2 separate regions of the Homo sapiens genome follow, and region 1 is linked to region 2. A link is a contact called in ENCODE Hi-C or POLR2A ChIA-PET data. All regions are on one chromosome and are shown on one strand. Each heading gives the region's core, a stretch centred on a gene start or an enhancer-like site at or near the end of the contact. The rest is flanking DNA. Distances are from core to core; before and after follow the strand shown. Region 1 holds the start of FXYD7 (FXYD domain containing ion transport regulator 7). Region 2 holds the start of SCN1B (sodium voltage-gated channel beta subunit 1).

Evidence for each region. A loop is a pair of places that touch in the nucleus more often than their neighbours do. ChIA-PET counts read pairs that join two places held with the same protein, here RNA polymerase II (POLR2A). Pooled maps may share reads with other maps.
Region 1: a loop to region 2 is called in a pooled map of gastrocnemius medialis, with 7 times the contacts of the local background. The contact joins the promoter of FXYD7 here to the promoter of SCN1B in region 2. A Hi-C loop is called at or near these places in 1 of 168 maps with a recorded cell type or tissue (gastrocnemius medialis) and 8 of 50 pooled maps. POLR2A ChIA-PET finds 5 or more read pairs at or near these places in 6 of 52 experiments (CD4-positive, alpha-beta T cell, H1, MCF 10A and 3 more).

Annotation. Positions count from the first base shown.
Region 1 is chr19:35,140,548-35,144,935 of GRCh38, reverse strand. FXYD7 (FXYD domain containing ion transport regulator 7) reads right to left here and starts at 1,681. Exons shown (of 6, transcript NM_022006.2): 1 at 1,572-1,681. The coding sequence starts at 1,602. FXYD1 (FXYD domain containing ion transport regulator 1) reads right to left here. Exons shown (of 8, transcript NM_021902.4): 3 at 4,307-4,339; 4 at 3,730-3,804; 5 at 3,364-3,400; 6 at 2,415-2,464; 7 at 2,165-2,216; 8 at 1,827-2,019. The coding sequence ends at 2,194. RefSeq lists enhancers at 898-1,459, 1,460-2,020, 3,144-3,706 and silencers at 3,341-3,560, 3,671-3,800.
Region 2 is chr19:35,027,555-35,031,915 of GRCh38, reverse strand. SCN1B (sodium voltage-gated channel beta subunit 1) reads right to left here and starts at 1,446. Exons shown (of 6, transcript NM_001037.5): 1 at 1,056-1,446. The coding sequence starts at 1,095. RefSeq lists silencers at 869-977, 1,317-1,476.

The DNA.
Region 1 (4,388 bases), core at 432-2,931, 110 kb before region 2:
CCCCAACAATTCATTAATTAGTTTCCTTAAGCAGCTTGCAATGCACAACATGCTTTTCCTCCCCCGGGGTTTCCCGAGACCTGCGGTCCCCTGTCATGCTGTGACTGGGAAAGGGGGAGGCAGAGGAGGTTGGGTTGAGGAGTCTGTCCTCCCACCTCTGCCCGTCTGCTGCCATCGATCCTGCTAACCACCACCTCTGCAAAAAGAAGCCCTGGGCTCCCGCCAGGCCTGCTGCCTCAGCCCTGCCCCCCTCCCTAGGGTAGCTTCCAGCCTCTGCAGCCCCCCCCACCCCCCGCCCTGCTTCGGATTCTGCAGATATGGCTCAGTGCAGCAGCCCCCGCCTGCTGGGAAGCGCGGAAGGGAGGGAGCCATCCAAGTGGAATTCGGGTTCCCTTCACTGCCAGGGGCTTCTCAGCACCCCTGGTCCCCTGCCCTCAGTGCTGGAGACCCTTGCTGGGCACTGGCTCCCTCTTGAAGCAGTCTGTGCCTTGCTCATCTGCAGAAGCAGGATTAGCAGTGGGGGCTATTAGGGGGCGACGGTAGAAGTGGGTGTTTAAGTGGGTGCATAACTGGGTTAATTGGTGTGGAATGGAAATCAGTGTGTGGCTGGATGGGGGCAGTAGGGGCAGCTAGGTGTATACCCAACAGCACCTCTGGGATTGGAAAACACCCCTGCTGTGGGCTGGAAGGAGGGTCCCATCGCCCCATTCCCACACATAGGGTCTCACTGCAGTGGTTTGGGCCCCACCCCACATGGCTCCCTTCTTCTCTTTCTACTCCCCTCTCTCCCCATGGGTCCGTCTCTCTCCCTCCGTCTCTCTGCTTCTCTCTCCATAGCGGTCTCAATCCCACTATCTCCCAGGCTCTCATTTTTTTTTCTCTCTCTCTCTGCATCTCTGTCTACTGCTCTCAGCCTCTCCCCTCCACTGGGAATCTCTCTGAGTCCATCTATTTGTCTTCCTGGGTCTTTGTATCTGTGACTCTGGATCTCCTGCCTCTCTTGGTCTCTGTCTCTTCCAGGTTCTCCCTGTCTGTCTCTTGCTATATCCCTTCTCTCTGTCTCTTCCTTCAGCTCTCACTCCTTTCCTCTGAACCTGGCTGTCAAGGGTTTCAGGAAACAGACACCCTAGGAGACAGCACTGGAAAGAAGAGGGACATGAACCTCCTCCCCTTCCCTTGCCCACCCCAGGGACCCTGAAATCTTCCAGAACGTCTCTGGTCGCAGACCCACCCGCTCCCACCCTGCAAGCTCATCTCTTCCCCGTCTGCTACCACCACGGTGCGGGACCAGCCACCCGGTTGCCATAGCGACCTGTCCGAGCATCCCTTCTCCCGGGACTGCCACTCTCCAACCGCAGGTCTGGCACAGGACGCCTGCCGGGGAGGGGGTGTCCCAGAGACCCGGAGGGGCGATCGGGGGGGCGCATTACAGGGGCTTCCGCCCACAGGAGGAGCGGACCTCCCTCCCCCAACTCCCTTGCCTTACCATTGCTTGAATCTCCCGACACCCTCTCTCCTAGGCTCTCAGATCCCGGAGCCCCCCTGCAACCCCCTCCCCAAACGACGCTCACCCTTTGTGGGGGTCTGGGTCGGGGTCGCCATGCTGGGCCGGAGCAGGGGGCTGCTGGATGCTTTGGCGGCGAAGGCGCGCTGCAGCAGCTGGAAGCAGGACGGACCGATGTGGGGGGGAGCTGGGGGGAGCCCTGGCGTGGGGGGGCCTGCAGCCAATGGGGGCCCGGGGAGCCCGCCCCCGTGCAGGCCACCCCCGCCCCCGCCCCCGCCCACCACCGTCGTCCCCGCCCCTTCCTCTAGGGTGGGGCGCCCCCTGCTGGGGCCCAGTGGCGCTGGCGTTTCGCGCTGAGGGACCGAGACCGACAAAGTGCTGTCGAGAGGAACGCACGTTTTATTGGAAGTCTTGGCGGCAGGGGGAGTCTGCGGGGGCAGGGCTGGGGAAGGGGCGGCGGAGGGGGCGGTGGGCGCGCAGGTGGAGCGTGGGAGATGTCAGGTGCCAGGGGAGTCCTGTGAGGGTGAAAAGGGTGAGAGGCGAGGGGGGACGTCCAGCCCCACCCCTCGCCGCCCTTCAACTCTGGCACTTGGCCCCCTCCCTCTCCCGCCTTTCCTTCCTCCCTCCTTCCCTCCCACCGCCGTGTCAGAGCTGCAGCACCTGGCCGGATTCCATCGCTCCAGGTGTTTCTACCGCCTGCGGGTGGACAGACCTGGGGGGAACACGGAGATCGGGGGTCATTCTGGAGAGGCATCCCCAGCTCCTGGGCAGGTGGGGCCCGCGGCGGGGCAACTCCCCGCCCTCCGCTTTCAGATCCAGCCCTTCCCTCTACGCAGCCAGGGAGGGCCGGGAAAAGCGGTCCTTGGAACCAGCCCTCTCCCCAGAATACCCGCAGTCTCCCCAGACTCACGGCGGATGGAGCTGCGGAAAGTTCCCTCCTCTTCATCGGGTTCCCCAGTCCTGGGAAGACAGAGGCAGAGGGATTTCGGGATGGAAAGGGGGAGAGGCTGCCCTTCTAGGAACCCCCCAGTACAAGCCTCCTTTCCCAGATTGGTGTAACTAGGCCCAGATATGGACGAAGAGCAGGCTCGGGGTCCGCCAGAAATGAGGAGCACCCAGGAGCAGCTTATGTGCTGGCAGGGGGCTTCTAAGCTGGTTAACAGTGAGTACCTCCGCGGATTTGGGGGCAGGGATGTGAAGTTGGTGGGGGAGGGATAGTCATGGGGACTTGGCAGACTGCCATGAGATGGCCTGGGTTGGAAACCCAGAACCCCCCATCTTCCACTTGAGTGATCTTGAACAAAGTGACTTTACCTCCCTGTGCCTTAGTTTCCTCATCTGTCAAATGGGGTTAATAACAGCACCTCCCTCCCAGAGGAAGTGAAACCGTATCTAACACGTGGTACACACCCAGTAAATATTAGCTACTACTTATGATAATATCTATAATTGTTCTAACATATTCATACATTGTCCATGCTTTAACATTTTATTCGAAGAGGAATCAAAGAGCTAGGAACAAGACTCTAAGCTAAACTGGGCCGCGTGTGAGATGATCTCATTTCACCGCCGTTTCTTCTTTCCTGCACTTTGTGTTATCACGCTTTGTGATTTTTCTATCTGTGGGGCTGTTGGAACCCACGGCCACCGCCTCCACTAGGCTGGGAGCTCGGCCAGGAAGGGCGGGAGGTTTTTTCCTCGCTTGGTCCCAGGGCCAGGCTTGGGCCATGGCACATAGTAGGTGCTTAATACATAGTCGCTGACGGGGATCGGGCTGCGGGTCAGGGGTACTCCCCGCCTCACCCGCGGCGCCCTCCAGAGCAGGAGCGGGCGAAGGAGGGCGGGGAGGGGCGTCTTACCTCTGCTGCTGGTTGAACTTGCACCGGCATCTTCTGCCTGTGGGCGTGGAGAGGTAGGAGAAGCTGAGGCTCCCTCCCGGCGGGCGCCAAGCGGCGCTGTAGCTCCAGCTCGCCCTCGCGAGGGGCGGGGCTTGGGGGACGGGGCGGGGCTAGAGGCGAGACCGGGGGCCGGGGAACCAAGGCAGGGTAGGCGGGGCAAGGCCTGGGAGGGGTTGGGGCGGGGCGGGGCCAGGGAGGGGCGGGACCAGGGAGAAGCGGGGCCAGGGAGAGGGGGGCTAGGGAGAGGCGGGGCCAGGGAGAGGCGGGGCCAGAGAGAGGTGGGGCCAGGGAGAGGCGGGGTAGAGGGCGGGAGCTAGGGGCACTCACTCAGCACGATGAGGATGCCCAGGATGAAGAGGATCCCGGCGATGACGAGGCCTCCGATCTGCAGGGACTGGTAGTCTGTGAGCAGCAGAGCAGGGAAGGTGAGGGCAGGGAAGACAGGAGGGAGAATAGGAGAGGGGTAAATTGGGAAGGAGGGAACAGGGAGAAAGGACCAGCAGGCAGAAGGGGGGAAGTAAGATAATTAAGGGGGAGCAGATATGGGAGGAGGAAAGTGGGGTACCAGGGAGAGGAAAGGGGTGTATAGGAAAGGGAGGGAGGGGACAGGGAGGAGGAGGACAGGGGGGAGAGAAGACGGGAAGAAGCAGAGGATGGGCCACGAGATGCTGAGACAGACGCAGGCAAGAGAAAGAGAACCAGAGAGGTATCACATAGACAGTGACACAGATAGACACAGACAGGAAAAGATGCAGACAGGTGGAATCAGAGAGGAAGGACAAAATAGAGGGAAGGAGAATGACAGAGATATCAATACTGGGACTCTGGGGGAGGGCGAGGGGGAATCAAAGGACCAGCAAAGCCAGGCTCTCCCCCAGGACTCAAAATTAGACCCCCCGCTCACCGTAAGTGAACGGGTCGTGTTCCTTTGGACTTTCTGGAAAGAGAGAGAAATCAGGGGTTGAATGCTTCCTGGGGTCCTGGCA
Region 2 (4,361 bases), core at 197-2,696:
TCCCCAGGCTCCTCGCCTCTAGAGCTCTTCCCACCCCAACCCCATCCACTACTCAAAGCTTTCCTGAGCTCTCTCCTGCCCCAGGGCTTTTGCAGCCCACTGAATTCCAGTCTTAGAATTCCTTCACACTCTTACCTGGCACCTCCTTTCTGCCTCCCAGCACTCTGTAGCTAACGCTGTGTCTCTTCTGCTGCAGCCCTGTGCTGTCCTTGTTTCCTGATCCTCAGGACTTCTCATCCATCCGCCTCCCCTGCGGTCCCTTTCAGACTCCCTGAGGGCCTCTGTCTCAGTCCCTCCTATCTTTGTCCCTCTCAGGGGTCTCTCTGAAGGTCCCTCCACTTTTTGTCCACTCTCTGGGCTCAGAAGGAGACCTCTCCTAATCTCTTTCCACCTTTCTACGTCTATCCCTTTTCAAACTCCATGCAAGATTCTCTCCCGGTGTTCACGGGCACCCGCATCTCCCTCTCTCTTCTCTCCATCTCCTTCTGCCTTTCTCAAGTTTCCCTTTCTCCATCGCGCTCAGTCTCTTAACTCTCTCTCTCTCTCTCTCTCTCCAATACCCCTCTCTCTGTCTCCGTCTCCCCCTTGACCCCCATGTCCCCAGCATCCCAGCGGACCACTCCGGTGCGCTCCGAGTCCTTCTCTGTCTCTCGCCCCCTTCCTCCCGTCTTCATCTCTCCCTGTCCCTCCGTCTTTCCCGTCCCAGTCTCCGGGCGCCGCCTTCCCCCCACCCCCCTCCCGCGGCTGTGGGTGTCACATTGCAGCCTGCGGGGCTCCGGGAGCAGCTGACTCCGCGTTTCCTCGCCCCCGGCTGGGCGCCTGCAGCCGCCAGGCTGTGCCAGCCCGGCCCCCACCCGCTGGAGCCCACCCTCACCTCCACTGCCCTCCCCAAGCCCGGCTCCCGCGCGCACAACTTCTGAAGCTGACTTGGCGGGGCCCGGGGATGGGCCGGGGGTGGCCCTCGCGCGGCTGCCCCGTGTCCCGAGCGCCACTCCCGCCGCCCCGCCAGTGCCCCCGCGGTGCCCCCCGGCCGCGCGCGCCCCCCGCGCACTCACCCAGTGCCGCGCCGACCACTAAGGCCAGCAGCCTCCCCATGGCTGCGCGGCGCGTGCTGCGCCCCCCTCCCGGGCCGCCGGTATTAATAGCGGGGCGAGAGGCGGCGGGACCTGGCGGCGGTTAGAATGTCCCCGGGAGCGCGCGGGCGCAGCAGCTGCGGCTCTGGGACCGGCGAGGGGGGAGGAGGGGGGGCGCGGCCCCCCCGCTCCGGTTACCGCCGGGGGCCCAGCCCCGGGGCCCGGCGTCCGGGCATCCCCGCCGCGCGGGCGGCGGCCGCTGCTCGGGCTGCTGCGCTGGCGCGCGCAGCCGGGCACATCCGCTAGGTGCACCGACCCCGGTCCCGCTCCGGCTCGGGCGCGCTCGGGCGCGGACCGCGGTCTCCTGCGCACTGCAGCGGCGGCGGCGGCGGCGGCGGCGGCGGCCTAGGGAGGGACGAGGGAGGAGAGGGAGGGGGCGGGATGAATCACCGCGGGGGGAAGGCGCGGCCGCCCAGCCTTTGCCGCAGCGGCCCGGGAGGCGCCCGCTGCACCGGCCTCTCCGGGTGGCGCAGGGACCGCGACTTCTGGGAACGGGGAGGGTGGTCTGTGTGTCTCCGACCCCGCTGGGGCTCTGAGGACCACCCCCCCCCCCCCACCTTCCCAGGGAGTCTGGAAAGGTCACCCCCAGAGTCACAGGAGGACTTAGAGCGCAGTTTGGGGGCCGGGTTTCCGACTTCAAATGATGGAGGTCATCCTCAGGAGTTCCAGAGGGCGAACCTCCAAGTTATCTCCCCTGAGCCCTGATATCCAGGCCTGGGGGTCAATGTGCAGGGACCCCAAGTAGGCATTAGAGGAGGGTGGGGGGCCGTCAGGCTAGGACTACAGCTACAATCCGGACCTCACCCAAGCAGGCGGGGCACCCTGGAGAGAAGCAGCCCCGGGAATCTGGAGGTGCTGTTTCAGGAGGAGGACCCCTTCGTGATCCCCTGCACCCATTTATGTCCCTGATGTCACCTTCTACCCCTCTTTCCTCCCACTCCACTCTGGCTGTTCAGGCCCTCCTGCTGTTCCCAACACAGGGAACCCGTTCCTGCCTCAGGGCCTTGGCCCCAGCTCTCCCCTCTGCCCCGGCTCTCCCCCCCTGCCCCGCCCCTCTCCGTGGGCCTCCATGGCTCCAATGTCACCTTCGTCAGGTCTTCTGTGTCCCTTCAGGGTAAACTGCCTTCCCCGCTCCTAACCTGACCTCCTTTACTCTTTACCTCTTGTTGAGTGTTTTCCACAGCAGCCTCACTACCTGACATTATGTTCTTTTTTTTTTTTTTTTTTTTTTTTTTTTTTTGAGATAGGGTCTGGCTCTGTTGCCCAGGCTGGAGTGCAGTGGCTGATCTCGTCTCACTGCAACCTCCGCCTCCCGGGTTCAAGCGATTATCCTGCCGCAACCTCCCAAGTAGCTGGGAGTACAGGTGTGCACCATCATGCCTGGCTAATTTTTTTATTTTTTAGTAGAGACAGGGTTTCACCATGTTGACCATGCTGGGATTACAGATGTGAGCCGCCCCCCGCTATCCCAGCACTTTGGGAGGCCAAGGGGGGCAGATCACCTGAGGACAGGAGTTCGAGACCAGCCTGACGAGCATGGTGAAACCCCGTCTCTACTAACAATACAAAAAAAATTAGCTGGGAGTGGTGGTGGGCACCTGTAATCCCAGTTACTTGGGAGGCTGAGGAAGAATCGCTTGAACCCGGGAGGCAGAGGTTGCAGTGAGCCAAGATCGCATCACTGCACTCCAGCCTGGGCAACAAGAGCGAAACTCCGTCTCAAAAAAAAAGGCCGGGCGCAGTGGCTCACGCTTGTAATTCCAGCATTCTGGGAGGCCGAGGTGGGCGGATCACGAGGTCAAGAGATCGAGACCATCCTGGCCAACATGGTGAAACCCCATCTCTACTAAAAATACAAAAATTAGCTGGGCGTGGGGGCACATGCCTGTAGTCCCAGCTACTCAGGAGGCTGAGGCAGGAGAATCGCTTGAACCCGGGAGGCAGAGGTGGCAATGAGCCGAGATCACACCACTGCACTCCAGCCTGGTGACAGAGTGAGACTCCATGTAAAAAAAAAAAAAAAAAAAAAAAAAAAAAATCTCCCAGGTGAGGATATTGTCTTGTGTCTCTTGCACCTTGAACTGTTCCTGGCACATTGTAGGTACTCAATCAATATTTGTCAAACAAATAAATGAATGCCAATGTTCACTAAGTCCTTGGGATTTGCAGAACCCACTTCTACTGCCCCAAACCTTCAGCAAGTTCTATTATCCCCATTTTACAGATGAAGAAACTGAGGCTGGGAGAGGGCCGTGCCCCTGCCCAGAGTCATGTAGCTGGCCTAGGATGGATGTGGAATCCTGCCCCAGCAGTGGTGAGTGGCCTGTCCTACCAGTAGGTTCTGCCAAATTGAGAGAATGGAGATGGGAGTTCTGGGCTGTCAGGACCAGGGTGGGAGTGAGACTCTCGGCTGAAGGGTCACTACCCAGATCCTAGCCTCCAATTCCGGGTGGGGTAAGGTCTCAGAATCCCCCTGGCCCAGCCCTGCCAGGCAAGAGGAGCCAGGGTGTGGGGCAGGACCATGGCAGAGGGGCAGGGAGCCAGGGACATCCGACACCTCTGTGGTCTAGACTTTTACGCCAGCACCTTCTGAGCTGTGAAATTCCCCTGCAGAGAATAACCCTCTTGCTGTTCCGGGCCCTTCCACTGGTGGGGGATGGTAGGTGAAGGCACAGTGAGGACAGGCCTCAGCACTGGACAGGAGGCACCTCACGGCCCTATAAGCTATGTTCAGTGAGCACCTACTATGTATGGGCTTGGTGCTGTTCTAAGCATTCTAAGCACTTTACTAACATTAGCTCATTTAATTTTTCCTATAGGTGGTATTATTATTACACCCATATTACAGATATAGAAGACTGAGGCTCAGCATGGGTACCTTGCCATGATCACACAACTAGAGGATAGGAGAGGCTGGCTCTGCCTCCTATGCCACTCCTGATCCACTCTCCAAACCCTCCTCCAGTCCCCTGCTCCAAGCCATCAGTTAGGATGATTCTTATAGCCGGGGGTGTGACATGCCAAAGGTGTCTCTACCCCACATACTCCCTCTGGAACCAGGACAAGGTTTGCGTGAGGTGGACCTGGGTTCTTTCTGGACCAGGGACTTTGCCTCCAAGCTCATTTCCTCATCTGTAAAACAGGAATCCAACCAACGTCAGCCTGAATGGGCTGTGGTGGGGTCCTGAGGGGGTTAGGACCTTGCATGTAAATGTGGAGACCCCAGGG